2 separate regions of the Homo sapiens genome follow, and region 2 is linked to region 1. Evidence: chromatin loops called from intact Hi-C (ENCODE). Cell type or tissue: MCF 10A. All regions are shown on one strand. Each heading gives the region's core, and the rest is flanking DNA. Links, peaks and the distances in the headings are about the cores only.

The links. A loop is a pair of places that touch in the nucleus more often than their neighbours do. Peaks named below come from ENCODE experiments on the same cell type or tissue, not always from the same donor. Only the 100,000 strongest peaks of a DNase experiment are listed, where the experiment ranks them.
Region 2: it touches region 1 in a loop (1.8-fold over the local background); 1 of 110 quality-filtered maps calls a loop at or near these places.

Annotation. Positions count from the first base shown.
Region 1 is chr4:97,652,308-97,660,593 of GRCh38, forward strand. All of the region lies in intron 10 of STPG2 (sperm tail PG-rich repeat containing 2), which reads right to left. Among named protein-coding and RNA genes, the nearest start is that of STPG2-AS1, 290 kb to the left of the region's middle. In MCF 10A, for the core only: no CTCF peak of the experiment used is centred there; a DNase peak (open chromatin) is centred at 3,954.
Region 2 is chr4:97,494,499-97,502,784 of GRCh38, forward strand. It overlaps a transcript of STPG2 not described here. Among named protein-coding and RNA genes, the nearest start is that of STPG2-AS1, 130 kb to the left of the region's middle. RefSeq lists an enhancer at 6,086-6,215. In MCF 10A, for the core only: no CTCF peak of the experiment used is centred there; DNase peaks (open chromatin) are centred at 2,263 and 4,543.

The DNA of each region.
Region 1 (8,286 bases), core at 1,475-6,474:
AATGAAAATTCAATGAAACTATGGACAATATCAAGCACCTTGTTTTCCTTATATTAAGAGATTTCACCTTTAAAATCAGTCCTTTTTGTCTCTGACCATTGAGTGCTCTCCTCAAGATTCAAAAAATAAAGAGAAACTTGCTAGTATATGTTCTTACAAAAAAAAGTACTACAATTTGATACCCATAGATTAATTAGATTATGATGTATGATATTTTATAAAACATGATTTTAAATCTTTTAAATTTACATCTTTTACCTAAAAATTATAATTTTCCTACCTCATTCTTAGCACTGTACACTGGGGATATAATCAGAAATAAAATGAAATTATGCCCTAAAGGATACCAGTAGGTCATGGGAGAAGTAATACACATACACATAAAAAAGTAGCAGAAATTCTTCTATCATTAACACCTTAATGAATGGTATAGACAATAAGTGAAGTTTCATAAGAACATGAAAAGTTTTAAAGAAAAGAAAATTTTCAAAGATGAGATTAGCCATAGCTAAGTAGATTACACAACAACTCAGTTTACTAATGTTACTAAGGTTGCCCTTAAACTTAGATAGACTAAAATCATCATCATTTGGTATGAGTTACTGGGTACTAAGAGAGGAGTTTTTGTCCAAATATAATGCAGTGATTCCTCATATACCTTTAGCAGGAGATAGAAATTTTTTCAACAGTAGGAGTTAAATTTAAATATGTAAACAAAAGTAGAGACCTTAGTAATAAGGTAACCTAAATTAGCAAAGTGATTAGGTAGATAGATGATTGATAGATGATAGATAGATAGATAGATAGGTAGATAGATAGATAGATAGACAGATACTATCAGATTCACTTCTATAGGCAGGTATTATGTATTAGGGACTGAGGTATTGCAAGTATTAAAGGCATTGTAGACTCAGGTATTAGGGAACCACGTAGCAGCACAGAATGAGAAAAGAAAGATAAATTAGTTTTCCTTATTTGTCTAATTTTGTTATTTAACAACATATCCAAAGACTAGTTTTGACTTTATATAATGTAACATCTCAATGAACAGTAGTGGAACAAATAGCTATCAATATGGAAGAAAAAAAAAAACCTTGAAACTCTACGTCTCTCTTCTTCTACCAAAATTCCACATGGAAAGTAAAATAAAATAAAACAAAACAATAAAGTGCTAAAAGGCATCAAAAGAATTTATTTTTTATGTTTTAAATGGGAGCTTTCAAAAAATGACTCTAAAGCCAGAAAACATAAAGAAAACAATTACATACATTGGATCTAACAAAAATGCAAAAATTCCCTCCAAGAAAACACTACTTTTGAAAAAGGACAAACTAGAAAAATATCTTTAAGCTATGAAACTGACAAAATTATGTTATTGATAATGGAAAAAGTTTGTAGCAGTTAAGGACAAGTAGAATGACTGTTGACTGAGAATGGTGTTTAGTGTCCAGAAGATGACCCTAAGAAAAGAATTCACATGTGAGTAATTTATGTGGGAGGTGCTGTAAGCAATGGCAGGGGAGGGAAAGTGAGATAGTGAAGGGAAGAAAGACCGCTAATAAAGGGAGCTTTATCATATCGGCTACCACTGCAGGTGGTAACAGTTTGATCCCACAGGGAAACTTGGGGAAATGGTGTAGAACTCTGGCCTCAGAGATATAAATGCAAGGGTTAAGGAAGACAGGTTTTTATCACCAACTCCTGCCTGCCATTGCTGCAAAGCAGCCCCTATGGAATGTTCATTCCAGGGTGCTTGTGTTTTACTATGTGAGAAGGCAGAGTAGCTTTGGAGAATATCTTTAAGGAAAGAGATGCTGAAAGTTGGCTGGAACTCAATAAAATGGTACACCTCCAGACAAATGGAAGGTATCTACAGCATTGGCTACATGGAGCAGATGACATGAACTGGTAATATATATTAAAAATGCACAAATGTTCAACAGTCACAAAAAAATAAAGAACATCATAAATCACCAAGCAATACACATTTTAAAATATTTGGACTTTGCATATTAAAATTATATTTTTAAAGTGATTTTTTATGATGTGAGAAAAATACACTCTCATACATTATTAGTGGAAATATAATTGGTAAAAGACTTCCGAGAAATAATAAGCCAAGGTGTTTCACAAGGTTTGATATGCATCAATCCGACAATTCCACTTCCTGACCATCCTGATTACAATTTACAATTGCAACTCTACCCTTTGACACTTCTGTTACCCTTCCATGCATCCTTTTCTCCACATTACACATCACTATGTACTAACCACATGTTTGTTCACTCATTTATTTTGTTTATTATTAGTTATCTTCACTAGAACATATGCCACATAAGAGCAATGACTTCTGTCTACTTTATTCACTGCCACCTAGAACTGAGAAGAGCGGCCAGAACACAACAGGCAGTCAATAAAATCTCTTGAATGTATCATTAGACAACAACAGAAAAAATGGTCAAATAAAGTTCATCTTAATGTTGTTTACAATAGTAAAAAAAATCATAAATAACAATAATCAAATGATGTGGTATATATAATATACATAAATACTGTACAGATTAAAAATGATATAATCTATATATTGGGCATGAAAAACTATACATGATTTATCATTGTCACCAGAACAGTTTAACAAACAGCATATTCAGTATGACTCAATTTTGGCTAAAAAATACATTTTTAGTATAAATCTAAACCTGGAATAACATACAGAGAAATATTAACCCTGGTTATCTCTGGCTGATAGAATTATAAATGATTTTCACTACTTTCTACTATGCATTTTATATAGTATGTGTTTTACACTCATAATGAATTATGAAGCTATTTTCACTGATAAAACATGGTTAGTCTAATATAGAAAATCTATTGTGGTTAAAGGGCTGAATCTTAAACTTTTAGAACATAGTGAATTGGCCAAAGTGAAAACATTTGAAAATGACCAAACGTTTGTATATATTATCTGATAGTACTACCTCGTGAATTCTTAGGTGACCTAGACTTTCTATATTAGAGGTGCAGAAATGGTGGGAAAGGGACTAAAGTAGTTTTACTAAATAAAGCTCTCTAGTGGGATCTACTTATGTATATTTTGTAGATAACACTAAAATTAAGTTGTTGTGTCTTATCTTTTCAGGGATATGATAGAACTATTAAACAAAAGTAGAACTTTTCACTTTGGTTAGTGTCTTGATTCATATTAATGTCAATTTTTTTCATTACTATTTTGGATGAAGAGATGAAATAAAAGCCCAAGAAAACATTTCCACTGTTTATCGAGATCAAAAATGTATAAAACCACTATAACTATATTTTAATAATGCCTACAGCACCAAACAAGAGATTTGAAGTATTCACTTGAAAGAGCTGGCAGAATTATTTATTTCCTATTTCAGTTTTAATAGCATATCCATGACTCATCTTGCTGCACTATTACAAGCTAGTTTTTCTTAAATTTGGGAATTATACAATTCTTCAAATTAATGTAGCTTCTTAATGCCTTGTCATATTTTAACAAAATACGTAAATATATACAAATATAGACACTTTTAAGACCAAGTAGTGATACAAAGCTAGAACATAATTTAGGACACACCTTTTGTTCTAAATTATTAAGTAATACTGTTATTTCATATTTTTAAGATGCCACATTTGATAGTAATCACAAGAGCTACATAAATGTATATCTTAAAACATATTATGAGATCAGGGATCTGTAAGTAGTGGTCACAGCAACCATGTAATATTAACACAAATCTTTAGGACTACCCGTAGAAACACAAACAAGAAGGGTCTCTGCCTGAAGCCCTATGCTTAGAGGCCTTGAATTTCTCAAGTCTGCAAATACATGTGTTAAAGAACACATGGGTATCTCAGTAACTTGGGTTGCAGTGTTGCAGTATTGCCACATCCTGACTCATGACACAACACAAACCAACTCATGACTAACACCATTTGCCCAAGGGAAAATATTCACATTTCTTTCCCTGTGTCTTCAAAATAAAAGGTGATTCCATTCAAATGCCAAGAAGGTTTGTGGCATGTACTGTTGACAACATTGAACAGAGATGTGCTTCAGAGTGTGGGAAGGATTTGAGTAATGTAATTACTTAAGTAAGAGAAAAGACATATTAATTCCCTTTCAAATCTTTTCTCTCCATTAGGACAAATGCAATAGAGTCTTATATAACAAGTCATTGTTGCTCAATATCACTGAGCATTCCCCTTCTTGCTTCTCTTTGTGTACCACAAATTAGCATGGTCTTCACAAAAGTTTCACATCACATGGTGGCTCAGGAACATTTTAGAGTATTAACAGCTCATGTTACCCTTAAATATAAATATATGACATAACATGCACGTGGCATGAAATTATTTCTTTAGATTGGCAACTAGATGGACATCGAATACTAGTATTGTGCATAGTTTTAGTTTTATGGAAATATTTAATGAGATTTAATTAAATTTTAAGATTACTAAATGAAAATTCAGCTCTATAGATTTCATTAAATTTGTAAATATTAATTAGCTACAAGTTGTATTTGCCCTGTAATTTTAATAAATAATTTAAATGAGTTTAGAAGGAAACTTTTTTGAAAATATATATGAAAAATAATTTTAATGAGTTGTTACACATGATTTAAAATTTTGAAAACATAGCCATATTTGGTATATTTTTAATGCAATTGCAGTTTATTTTTCAATCATAGTTTAAACTGTTACTGTCAAAGGAACAAAATAATGTGAAAGATGTTGATTATAACAACATAATTAGTGATTTGCCAAAACGATAAGAAGAAAAATAAATTTAATGGAATAAATTTAATGCAATAATGGAATAAAATAAGTGGAATAAATTTAATGGAATAAAAAAATAAAATAACTCCCTTTTTGTTACATAATAAATAGTAAGTGGCCAAAAAAAAGTTGAGTTGCTAATTCTAGTAACTGTGAATTATGTATATCTTTATTTTATTACTCATGCAAATACTACTGGCCAATCATCATTCAGATAGGCAGAGTAATTAAATTCCATCATCTTTGCTATGATGCCAACTCTAAAACATAAAACTATAGCTTTACACATATTTCTTCTTTATTTTGGTGAGTATAAGGGAATATCTATTAAGGCAGGATGACATAAAATATTTTATTTAGAAGTTTACTAGCTTGATGTATAACTTTAAAATATTTAGAAAGAAGGAATATTGGCCTCCACTTGTAATCCCCACACAGGGGTGGGCCTGAAGATCCTAGTCTCAGGTGGTGAATTCCCTTAGGGTACTTTGCCTCAGTCTGCCTTGCTCAAGAATTGACCGATATCTACTCCTCAACTAATAGGTCACTGCAGTGGTTTACCTACAGATTTTAGGTTTAGAACATTGTTTGATGTGAACTCAAAGTATTACTCCAGCCAATCCAGTTCAAGTCATTTATTTTTATGGTATTCCATGAGTCTGATTTAAATCTAAAATTTGTGAACTAGATCACTTGTAAATAGAATGTTATGCAAAGACATGATTTCAAAATGAACTTGCTAAAATAATGAAAACCTCATCCATGAACACGTCTATGAACATCTATTAGTTTTCACTTTGTAGAGGTACCATGTAAACTGCTGAAGACTGTGTGAGAAACATGGTCAAAACTGCTCCTTCTTCAGAAAATGTGACTTGCATAAAATGATGAGATTTTACAAGAAGAACATATGTGATTTGTTTAATTTTTTCCATTCCAATATGGAGAATTCTATGATGATGGATTTTTCTAAAATGTCCAGATTTTATCAGTTCCTTCCTCCCATTTCACAGGTATGTTTTGTAACAATTAGAGTGTCAATATTTCAAGTGATAAAGAAACTGAAGATAGCTGCTATAATGTGCTTTGTTTCTTGTGTCAGGATTAAATATGACATATGCCTGCAATCTTTAAATTTGAAATTGTGTTCTTAAAGAAAAATGTACAATAAATTTCAGCCATTGTCCTCTAGTAGATGAATCACTAGTAACTTTACAACACTAGCTCCAAATATATTAAGTTCAATTGAAAACATTTTAAAGATAAAGCAGGATAATTTATGCTTTTGACAATATGCAGAAAATACGTCATACTTTGGTAAAGAGACAGGCGTGGCCTAGTAGGCTGCAGGAAAGTGTGACATAGGTGAAGGACCAATACCTAGAAATAGATCCCTCAACTCTCAGGGCAGGGTAAGTTGTAGAGTGACTATCCCAGCTGTTTTGTTGGAAGAGTTTAGACTCTTCAAAAAGCTGGAAGTAGCAAAGGATATCTCAGCAGTAGTCACATTTCCTGCATAAAGAAAGAGGCCAAGAGAGACTGGGTACGAGGCCAGACTAAGAGGATGTGGACATGAGTGGGACACTTTGTGTTGCAAGGAGTACTTGATTTGTGTAGAAAACTGCTTTTTCTAAGAAATTAAATTTTCTTTAAAAAGTTACATACACATGTATATGGGGCATACGTACTAAATTTAAAATCTAACATAGCAGGGCCTATTGTAGCCAGTGAGAGTATTAAAGAAATATACACAAACATTGAAAAATAAATGCATATGCTATAGAAATATCATTTAAGAATATAAATCCTACAGTTCTCTGTCCCTATTATCCTCTTCTACCCCAGGTGCCTCTCTCCTACTTATTTGGTTAGGCATCTCACGTTCCTTTGGGGAGAAAACAATTAATTAATACTAAAAAATCCTCTGTTTTGATTCCTACAGTAAATATTAATAGGTATAATCCATATAAAGAAAAGCTCTTAGAGGTCCTCAATAGCTTTTAAGAGTATAAAGTAACCATGAAAACAAAATTTGTTTTGTTGGAATCACTTCTCCAGGAATCAAGATGAGTCCATATCTTTATTTGGGTGAAACTAAAGAGGATTTGTAGAGACTGTACCTCAGAAATATAAATCCATTAGCCATTTATATATGTAAAAAAACAAAATAACTTCAGTGTATGTGTAACATTTTAATCTTATTTGGCTTGGATTGAGCATATTCAGGCTCTAGACTAACTTCTACAAAGCACTGAAGATAGAATTACAGCTTAATTCAGGAGTTGTATCATTTCATTTACAAAAATAGACTTTAGATCCCTACAGAACTGGAAGGGATCTACTTCATAAAAAGAAGCAAAGTAGTCTTTTATAAGATGACTCTCAGATGGTAGTGTGTTCTTACACTCTCACACTTTATGTCAGCTCATGAACCTTGCTGGAAAGCTAGGGAACAAATGACCTTTTTACTTTTGAAGGAGTTATTTCAGATAAAGCTTTACCTGTGCAATAAGGAGAGAAAAAGCAAAGTGCTTTGGCACACTACATAATCCTTGTAGGTTTCAGTACCAGTTCAGTGATATAATAATGACTATTTTGGGCTTCTGAACAGTTTGCCTGTGAGATTGGACATAACTCCCTTTTTGTTACATAATAAATAGTAAGTGGCCAAGAAAACGTTGAGTTGCTAAAGCTTAGCTGACCTGGTGGACACATATTTTAAAATAACTGGAAAAATAAGCTACAGCCCACTAGTGTATGTTCTGTGAACTTGGGACAGAGTACATCCATCACTTCAACAACAATTCATCACAATACAGTTCCTTCCAGCCTTTGGTCAGTAGTTTGGACATGATCCTCCTAAAAGAGAGAGACATTTGTAGAAGAATCTTTCTTTCTTTTTTTTTTTTTTTTGAGACGGAGTCTCGCTCTGTCGCCCAGGCTGGAGTGCAGTGGCGCAATCTCAGCTCACTGCAAGCTCCGCCTCCCGGGTTCACACCATTCTCCTGCCTCAGCCTCCTGAGTAGCTGGGACTACAGGCGCCCACCACTAAGCCCAGCTAATTTTTTGTATTTTTAGTAGAGATAGGGTTTCACCGTATTAGCCAGATGGTCTCAATCTCCTCACCTCGCAATCCGCCCGCCTCGGCTTCCCGAAGTGCTGGGATTACAGGCGTGAGCCACCGCGCCGGCCTGTAGATGAATCTTTATATTATATTGACGGATCTGTTAAATTAGGTTTTGCCTTGCAGCTATTGAGCAACTGAACTACTAAGATACCCCTCTTGCCTTGACAAGAATTATTGTATGCTTCATCACATACAATGACTAGAACCAGAATACTGTAACAATCCTATCAGAATTAAAGAGGAAATGTGATACATTTTATTAGAAACTTCTTAAACACTTTCTAGAATGAATGGGAAAGGATGAGTTCTCTCTTGATAACTCTTTACTGAAATATGACTACTAAAAAATGGCAATATTT
Region 2 (8,286 bases), core at 1,652-6,651, 160 kb before region 1:
TAGAAGTCATCTTGTCTTTGTCTCCACATTATATGTTTGATAAATGGAGGGCAAATAAATTAACTTCCTGGTTTGCCTTTGGACTAAGAGAAGCTACGTCCAAGTAGCTGATCCTGAGGTACCAGCCCTGGGAAGCATCATTCAGAAATTGATATGACTTAAATTATGAGATGATAGACTTCAAGCAAATGCTGTAATGGGATGAGAGTTTTGCGGAAGGAGTAAGGATTTTTTTTTTGTGGGACATATTTGAATATTTATGACCAGGAAGCAACCAGTGGTCAAAGATGGCTACAACAATATCTTTCATTCCACAAGCTTTTACACAATGTGACATTAGCATTTTGCCATCATAATAATTAAATGTATGGAATGATGCAACATTAAGAAAATATATACGCCACATACTTACACTGTTTTCCTAAATCCTAAATTAAACCACACCTATTGCTGATAAAAGAAAAAAGAAAAAATGATAATGTAAAATAATTAACAAATGTTTCTGATATAGCTAAAAAATGACAGTGTTCCCATTAATCTCTATAACATAAATCTTCAGAACTCATATTTTAGTGTTTCAGAGAACAATTGAATATCTATATTGAATATAGATATATAATAAACATTTTAAAAGGCAAATGAATTGTGACAGAACATATAGTTCTTCTGGTTGAGTCCTTTTCATTTTGTACATAGAATATTTCTTATTCTGCTTTTATTTTTCCTTTCCTTTATCCTATTATTCCTAGTAGTTTATCCCTATTTTCTTTTTTAAGTCACCAAATTTTATTTATGCAATTCTATTTCTGTCTAAGCTAAAGTATAGCATAAAACCTAATATCTAAAAACACAAGACATCAGTTTGTAATGCTCAAATATCAAATTAAATATTAGAAATGAAATATTAGCCTTAAAACCACCCACACAAAGTTTTTGTATAGTATTCGTTTTTATGTGACAAGCTACTCTTTCTGAATTTGCTTTCTAGTATCGCATTTAGTGTTCAGATTCTATAAGGCAATATAAGGGAGTAATATATTATGCAGTTCGGTTTGAAAAAAATAGATCTCAAAAACTAAGGAAATGCAGGTAAACTCTATATTAATTATCTGTATTTACAGTGTTCAAAGGAAACTCAGTTTCTTGGTAGTCAAGCTACTTATTTTGCCAAATATTATAATTTTAAATGTTTGGGAAAGGGATGGTCAAGACAAAAAAAAAAAAAAAACACAGAACTACAAAGTAAGCCAAATTCTAAAATTTTAACTTTCCATTGAAATTCTACATAAATTCCACATAAGAAGTTTGGTAAAATAAAATAAAATAAAATAAGTAAATAAATGGCTGAATTAATTTATTGAGCTTATTAACATCTGTATATATCAGTAAGTAGCTATTATCCACATGAATCTAAATATTTGCTGTTTTTTCCTTAAATTTTACTATTGTGAGAAGAAAGAAATGTTTTTTGTGCTTCCAAGTTTCATGAGTACATTAAACAAATACTCCAAAATGATTTACACACACAAACATGCATAAATATGTTGAAAATCAATGACAACCAATATGTCCTAAAAATTAGATGACTAACACTTTAATAAAGGCAAAATATTTAGTAATATCATTTTCAGCAATTTTATTGTATTGCCTTAAACCTAAAAACATCTTAAAATAACCTATTTATATGCCCCCCCAAAAGTATTTTCAATAAGAATATACCGTAAAGAGAATAGCAAAAATAACTTGCAATTTTTCATTTGCTTTTTAGCGATTATAAGTACTTGCCTAGGTCAATATGGAATTCTAACAGTTGAACAGAATGTCCTTTGTATCCCTAGGCAGACAAAATAGAGCTGCCTCAGGGAAAAGAATTTATTAAACACACTCCCCAAGACACATGCTGAACTCAAAATTACACAGCATGCATCTAGTCTCAAAAGATTCTGATTTGCTTTTCAGTCAAATGTTTCCCGCTGCTAGAAAAAATGTAAGCTTTGTTTCATGAAAAGCTTTAACCTGAGAATTACTGCACTGCCATGGTTACCCAGCAAAATAGATTGCATAACCTAGAAGGTAGCAAGAAAACATTAGGTTTGGAAAATAAAATGATCTTCCTGTTGGAAAATCATAACGTGTACCCCCTATGTTTGTGTAGGCATCTGTACAGCTTAGCCCATTCTCTCAGAAGATCCTAACTCTGAAGGAAGTTCCCACAGAGCAATATGTGTATCCCGGCAGTGTGTGAATCATTTCTCTTATCTAATAATCTCCTACAAATGTACCTTTGGTTATGCTTTGACTTTGCTGAAAGGTGAGACTCACCATGTGGCATTCATTTTGTCTGCCAAGTATTTCTTCAGGAGTTGTTTGTTTCTCTGCTGTTATACTTTAGACAGAAGTTCATGACTCCATTAAGAAAGAGAAAATAATATCCATATTAAAATGCTATTAAAAATAATCAATTTTCCTGGTTAGTTCCATCTTTTCCTTTTTTTTTTTTTTTAAAAAAAGCAGAGTTCCTGTGAGCATTTTACACAGGAAAAAAGAAGCATTATTAAAGCTGAGTTGTATAAGAAAAATAAGCATTCTTTAAAATACAAATGAGGAAATAGTTTTAAAATTTACTTATTCCTTTTACTTCTCAAGCATTAAAGAAAATCAAAACAGAAAATAACACAAGCAGGCAGCATATACACTAACGACTACTTGCCATCTCAATCTAAGAAAAGCTAGAAAATAATTAGCAAAACTCTTGATTAAATACATCCTTTGCTACATGCCCAATTATAATCATTTCACTATAATGTGTAAGGGAATTAGTAACTTAAAAATGTCAATTATTTAACATTATTGATTATGTTACATAAACAAAATATGTGACTTCAATACAAATGCTTCAGTTAAGTTCTAGTATGACAGAAAAAGGCAATACTTTTCTCCCCATTGTGTTTTCTAACTTATTTTTCAAATTTTGAGAAATCATCTACCAACGGAAATCTCCCAATTAGTAGAGAAAGTTATACTTCTGTTATTTAAAATCTTTAGTTAAAATAAGCATACATTTCTGCCAATTTCATTTTGTTAGCTAAAATTACTTTCAATTATCCTACACTCAATATCAGATAATTACTTGGAAACTATGATTTAAAAATTGTTATGTTGAGTTAGAATTTTTAGAAAGGGTGGTAATACTGTAAGTGTTCATTCCATTATTTGCCTTCTGTTTGCAACACTTTTAGAGAATCTATTGGAGAAATGCATATGATTTCAAAATATTAATAAGGAAAACATAAATTAGCAAGTTATCACTAACATTTTTCATCCTTTTTGTATCTACATACACATTCTTCTGATGCCTACATTTCTCATTATCCCTAGGTTTTCTATTATTTATTCCATTCTTATGTTATTGCCTCAATATAACTTACTAAGGCTGAGGCTTAACAAATTTTAATGATGACAGCCTGAGAACCAGTTCCCCTGACTGTGTGCAGGAAGTGGAACAGGAACAAGCAGCTATAGACAGCCCTTACTAAGTGAACTCTAGTGAAAGATGAAAATTCAATAAGAACTTTTCTCTTTCCTGAAAACAAGGGTGTGTGATTAGGGCATTTGTTTTGTAAATTGAAGAATTTCAAGAAAGAAAAACATAGTCTAGTCCCCATGAGTCCACTGTGGGTCAGGTAGGCTCTCATATAATGACTCAGTTTTTATTTCGGATGCAAACCATGCTGACCACCTTTAAATAGAGAACTTGTTAATGAGGCATCATGTTCCTAGAGTGGCTGAAATATTTAAAGGTATGTGTCATTTTTATGTAAGATGTTAAAAGAATTTTAATACAAAGTCCATGTTCCTCAAATTTCATAATAAATTTAAGATTTAGAAAAATCTCCTCATAAAGATCTGCTTTAGCATTTGAGAAAACTTACTTTTTTCTTGATTATATGTAATACTGTTGAATTTTGTTGTTATTTAATTATAAAAGCTTTTATATATCACAAAACAAGGATGTTCACATTGAAACTAAAGAAAAGTGCATGATTATACAGTTTAGGCAAATGTTACTTAGAAATTTCCACAGTAAAATCTACAGCTGGAAAGGTAAAAAGCAACCTGAAAAAAAAAATAATGATCTTGAAATCTGCAACAAATAGTTGCACATTTTAACTAAAATAAAAAAACAAGAAACAAAAATACAACAATAGCATGGATTGTCGATTTATTTTTAACTATTGCTTCATTAAAAAAATAATATCTGGATTTCTTGCAAAGATAGGATAAAAACAGAAGTGAAAAGTCTCTCTCCCACAATATTTAACAAAATAAAAAAAAAGTAAAAATAACAACAAAACTCACAAGCACAACCCAAATTATGAAAGGAGTACAACAGAATATGCAGCCAGAAAAAGTAGAATGCCAAAGCAAGAAAACAGATGATCTCAGCACCATCACGCCTTGCCCCATCTCTCAAGAAGCCAGTACTTAAGGAATGATGAGTCACAAAAATCCTGTAAATTCTCATCAATACTCTGTAGTTTTTAGTGAACCTAACTGAGGGAGTGACTCACGAGCCCTAGGAAAATCAGGATAAGTCTAACTACAAACAACTTACGTAATACAGGGAAATATCAGTGAGAAAGTATCATCAAGAGTTTCTATCTTCAGGCACACTGTAATAAGTGTGCCTGAATGAAAGAGCAAAAAACCAAGGGATTGTCAGACTTTTAGATGGGATGAGAGTGCCCTGACATGGCAATTTATGAAACAATATGAAAAAGCCCACATCTCATAGCATGAATTACATTCAGCTGCAGCTAAGGCATCACCCGTCCACAATTTATTTTTTCATTGATTTATTTGTTTACTCAACCATTCTTAATTGGAAAACTATTATGTATCTGGCACTGTTCTAAGCACTGAGGAAATACGAGTGAACAAATCAGACAAAAATCTCTAGTTTTATGGAATTTACACTAAAATAGAGACAGATATTAAAAACAAACCAAGTAAATTTCCTTTAATTTTCTTCATGGCATTGATCATGTTCTAATATAAATTTTATATTCAATATTCTTATAGGATATCATATTCTTATTAGAATATTTTAAATGGTATGAAGAAAATTAAAGGAGAAAAAAGAGATAGAAAAGTCCTGAGGGGAAAGGGGTTCCAATTTTTAATAGCATGGTCAGGGAAGGCCTCTGGGAGAAGGTGGCAAATGAACAAAGGCTGGAAGGAAGTGAGAGAATGAACCATGTAGATAGGTGGAGGTGGAGATTCCAGGCAGCAGAAACAGCTAGTGCAAGGGCAGGCGTGAGAAACAGCCAGCTAGACAGGGCCACTTAGATGGGATGAGCTAGGTAGAGGTTAGTATTAAATAGAAGATGGGATAAAAGAGTAATTGGGCTGGGCCTGGAGGCAGGTCTATTGCATAGGCCTCATATCATTGTTGAGTATTTTAAGTTTTACATGCAGTGAGAAGTGAAGCCATGGAGAGTTTCAAACACAGGATACTCTTGATCTAACATATTTTAATTGGGCCATTCTGACTATGGTCTCAAAAAAAGGCAATAGGAGGGGCAAGAACAGAAGCAAGGGGACCAATTAGGAAGATATATCAATAATTCAGAGAAAAGATGATGATAGTGGTAGCAAAAGAGGTTATAAAAAGAGGCTGAAATGTGGATGTATTTGGAAAGTAGAGCAAATAGGATTTTCTGACTGATTAGATGAGGGTGTAAAAGAAGTGAGTCAAGTATGTCTGCAAAATTATACCCGGAAAATAAAAATGTAGCCATTAATTGAGATGGGGCAGAAAATAAAAATGTAGCCATTAATTGAGATGGGGAAGACTATTAAAGAAGCAGAAACTGTGAAAAAGATCAGGAGTTTGGCTCTGGATATGTAAATTTTGAAATGCCCATTAGACATCCAAATGGAGATTTGATGTGTGGAGTTTAGTGAAGACAGCCTGACTGGAGATAAAATATAAGGTCTTCTCAACATATGGATAGCATTGAAAGCTCTCACCAAGGTTGTGAGAAATAGAAAAGAGGAAGTTAAAAGGCAGGGCCTAAGAGCATTACAGCTTTAATAAGTTAAGAAGATCAGAAGGAACCAGAAAAGGAAACTGAAAATGGCTGGTCAGTGAGACAGGATGGTGTCCTGGATGTCAAGAGCAGATGACTCAAGTAAGAATGAGTGTCAAGTGCTATGTTAAATATTGCTAATTAATAATCAGATAAGATGAGGACCGAGAATTGACCACTGAATGTAGCCACACGGTGATTACTGTTGGCCATGACAAGAGTGGTTTCTATGTAACGTAAAGAGTGAAGGCCTACTGAGTTGCAGGGAGAATAAGAGGGAAAGAGTTGGGGCAACTAACTATAGAAAATATTTTAAGGAAGTTTGCAGTAAATGGAGACAGGGGTATGTAGCAATGACTGGAGAGAAAGGTGATCAATCAAGCACTTTCAAAACTATGGCATGTAAGAACCTGTTTTTCTACTGCTGGGATCATCTAGAAGAGATAGAAAATGTTGATGATGGAGGGAGAGTGGGAAATGCTGAAGAGATGTCTTTGGGACCTGATCCAGTTCACAACTAGAGAGACTGTGGATACGTACAGGAAAGGTTCATGAATACTACCAAATACACAAGTTAGAGAAAATATTTAGATCAAAATATCTAGCCTTTAAATATAGTAGTGTAGAGAAAATCGTCTTAAAAGGTGGAAAATGTGTCTAGGATAATTCAGTCACATAAAGTCAGTGCAGATACAAGATCTGAGCCAAGCTGCTCATTTTAAAAATTCAAAGAAATAGCATACATGAACTATGTAAACATATCGCAATAGGAAGAAAAAAAAGGAAAAGAAGGATAAGGTTAGAGGTGGAAGAGAAAAAAAATAAAGCATTATATATGGCAGGGCACAGTGGCACATGCCTGTAATTCTAGCACTTTGGGAGGTCCAGGTAGGCAGATTGCCTGAGCTTAACATGGTGAGACCACAACTTTATGGAAAAAAAATACACAAAAGAAATTAGCTGGGCATGGTGGCGCATGCCTGTAGTCCTAGCTACATTGAGACTGAGGCAGGAGGATTGCTTGAGCCCAGGAGGTCAAGGCTTCAGTGAGTTCGAGATCGTGCCACTCCATTCCAGCCTGGGTGACAAAGTGAGACCCTGTCTCAAAAAAAAAAAGGAAAGAGTAAACAATAACATTATATACAAAATAAGGACAAAGAACTACCTGCATGAAACATAATCCAAAAACTAAAAGCATACTCTAGAGATCATTTTGAAATACAAAATAATTTGATAAGAGTAAGTAGAAGTCAATAAAGTGGATCACAGAGATGAGATGAAAGAGAACAAAAATGAGTTGAAATATAAGATTTCACAACTAAGAAAATTAATTGAGGACCAAAATAGTCAAATTGATTGGATAGATTAGAAATAGCAAGAAACAAGAGAAACAAAATAAAAAGTCAAATAAGTGACATAAAGAAAAGATTCAAAGCAAATATAGGAAATTCAGAGAAAAGGGAAATAGATTCTCATTGAGAGTTGATAAATAGACACACAAAGATAATTGAATATATGAAAAACTACTTATTAGAAACAGGAGTGAAATAAAAAGTTTAAGGAATATAATAAAGTAATATTTCTAAGACCTGAGGATCTGAATATGAAGAGGTTATATTATATATCAGGAAAAAACTTTAACAGAATATTCAGAAATAACACAAATCATAATTAAATTATTGTGCGTCCCTGATAAAAAAAAATACCTTAGGCAAACAGGCAGAAAAAACAAGTCAACTTCAAAAAGAAATTATTCAAGATGGCCTTAAATTTCATCACAGCAACATTCAATTCCAAAATACAGTGAAACACTGTCTTCAATTTTCTGATGGGGAAAACAATGTGTGAGTGAAAATTGTTATCCAAAATGTTGACTTCCGACTATAAAGGCAAATGGCTATCATTCACAGGAGACAACTTAAAAGAGTATGCATGGGTGCTTGGATGGCTAAAAAGCAAACTAGTATTTAAATCCAGACAAACAAAAGATGATTCAAATATCAAGAATTCAAAAATTTAAAAAAATGAAATAGCCATACTTAGTAAAGAAATGGTGGTAAATATTGAATTTATTTAGAAAACTAGAGCAATCCATCTAGAAAAAAAAAATAGAGTTGCAAGGCAGTCTTTAATATAAACCCTGACAAAAAAAATAATAGGAACAGACTGGAAAGTGGGAGGAATACTAAAACAT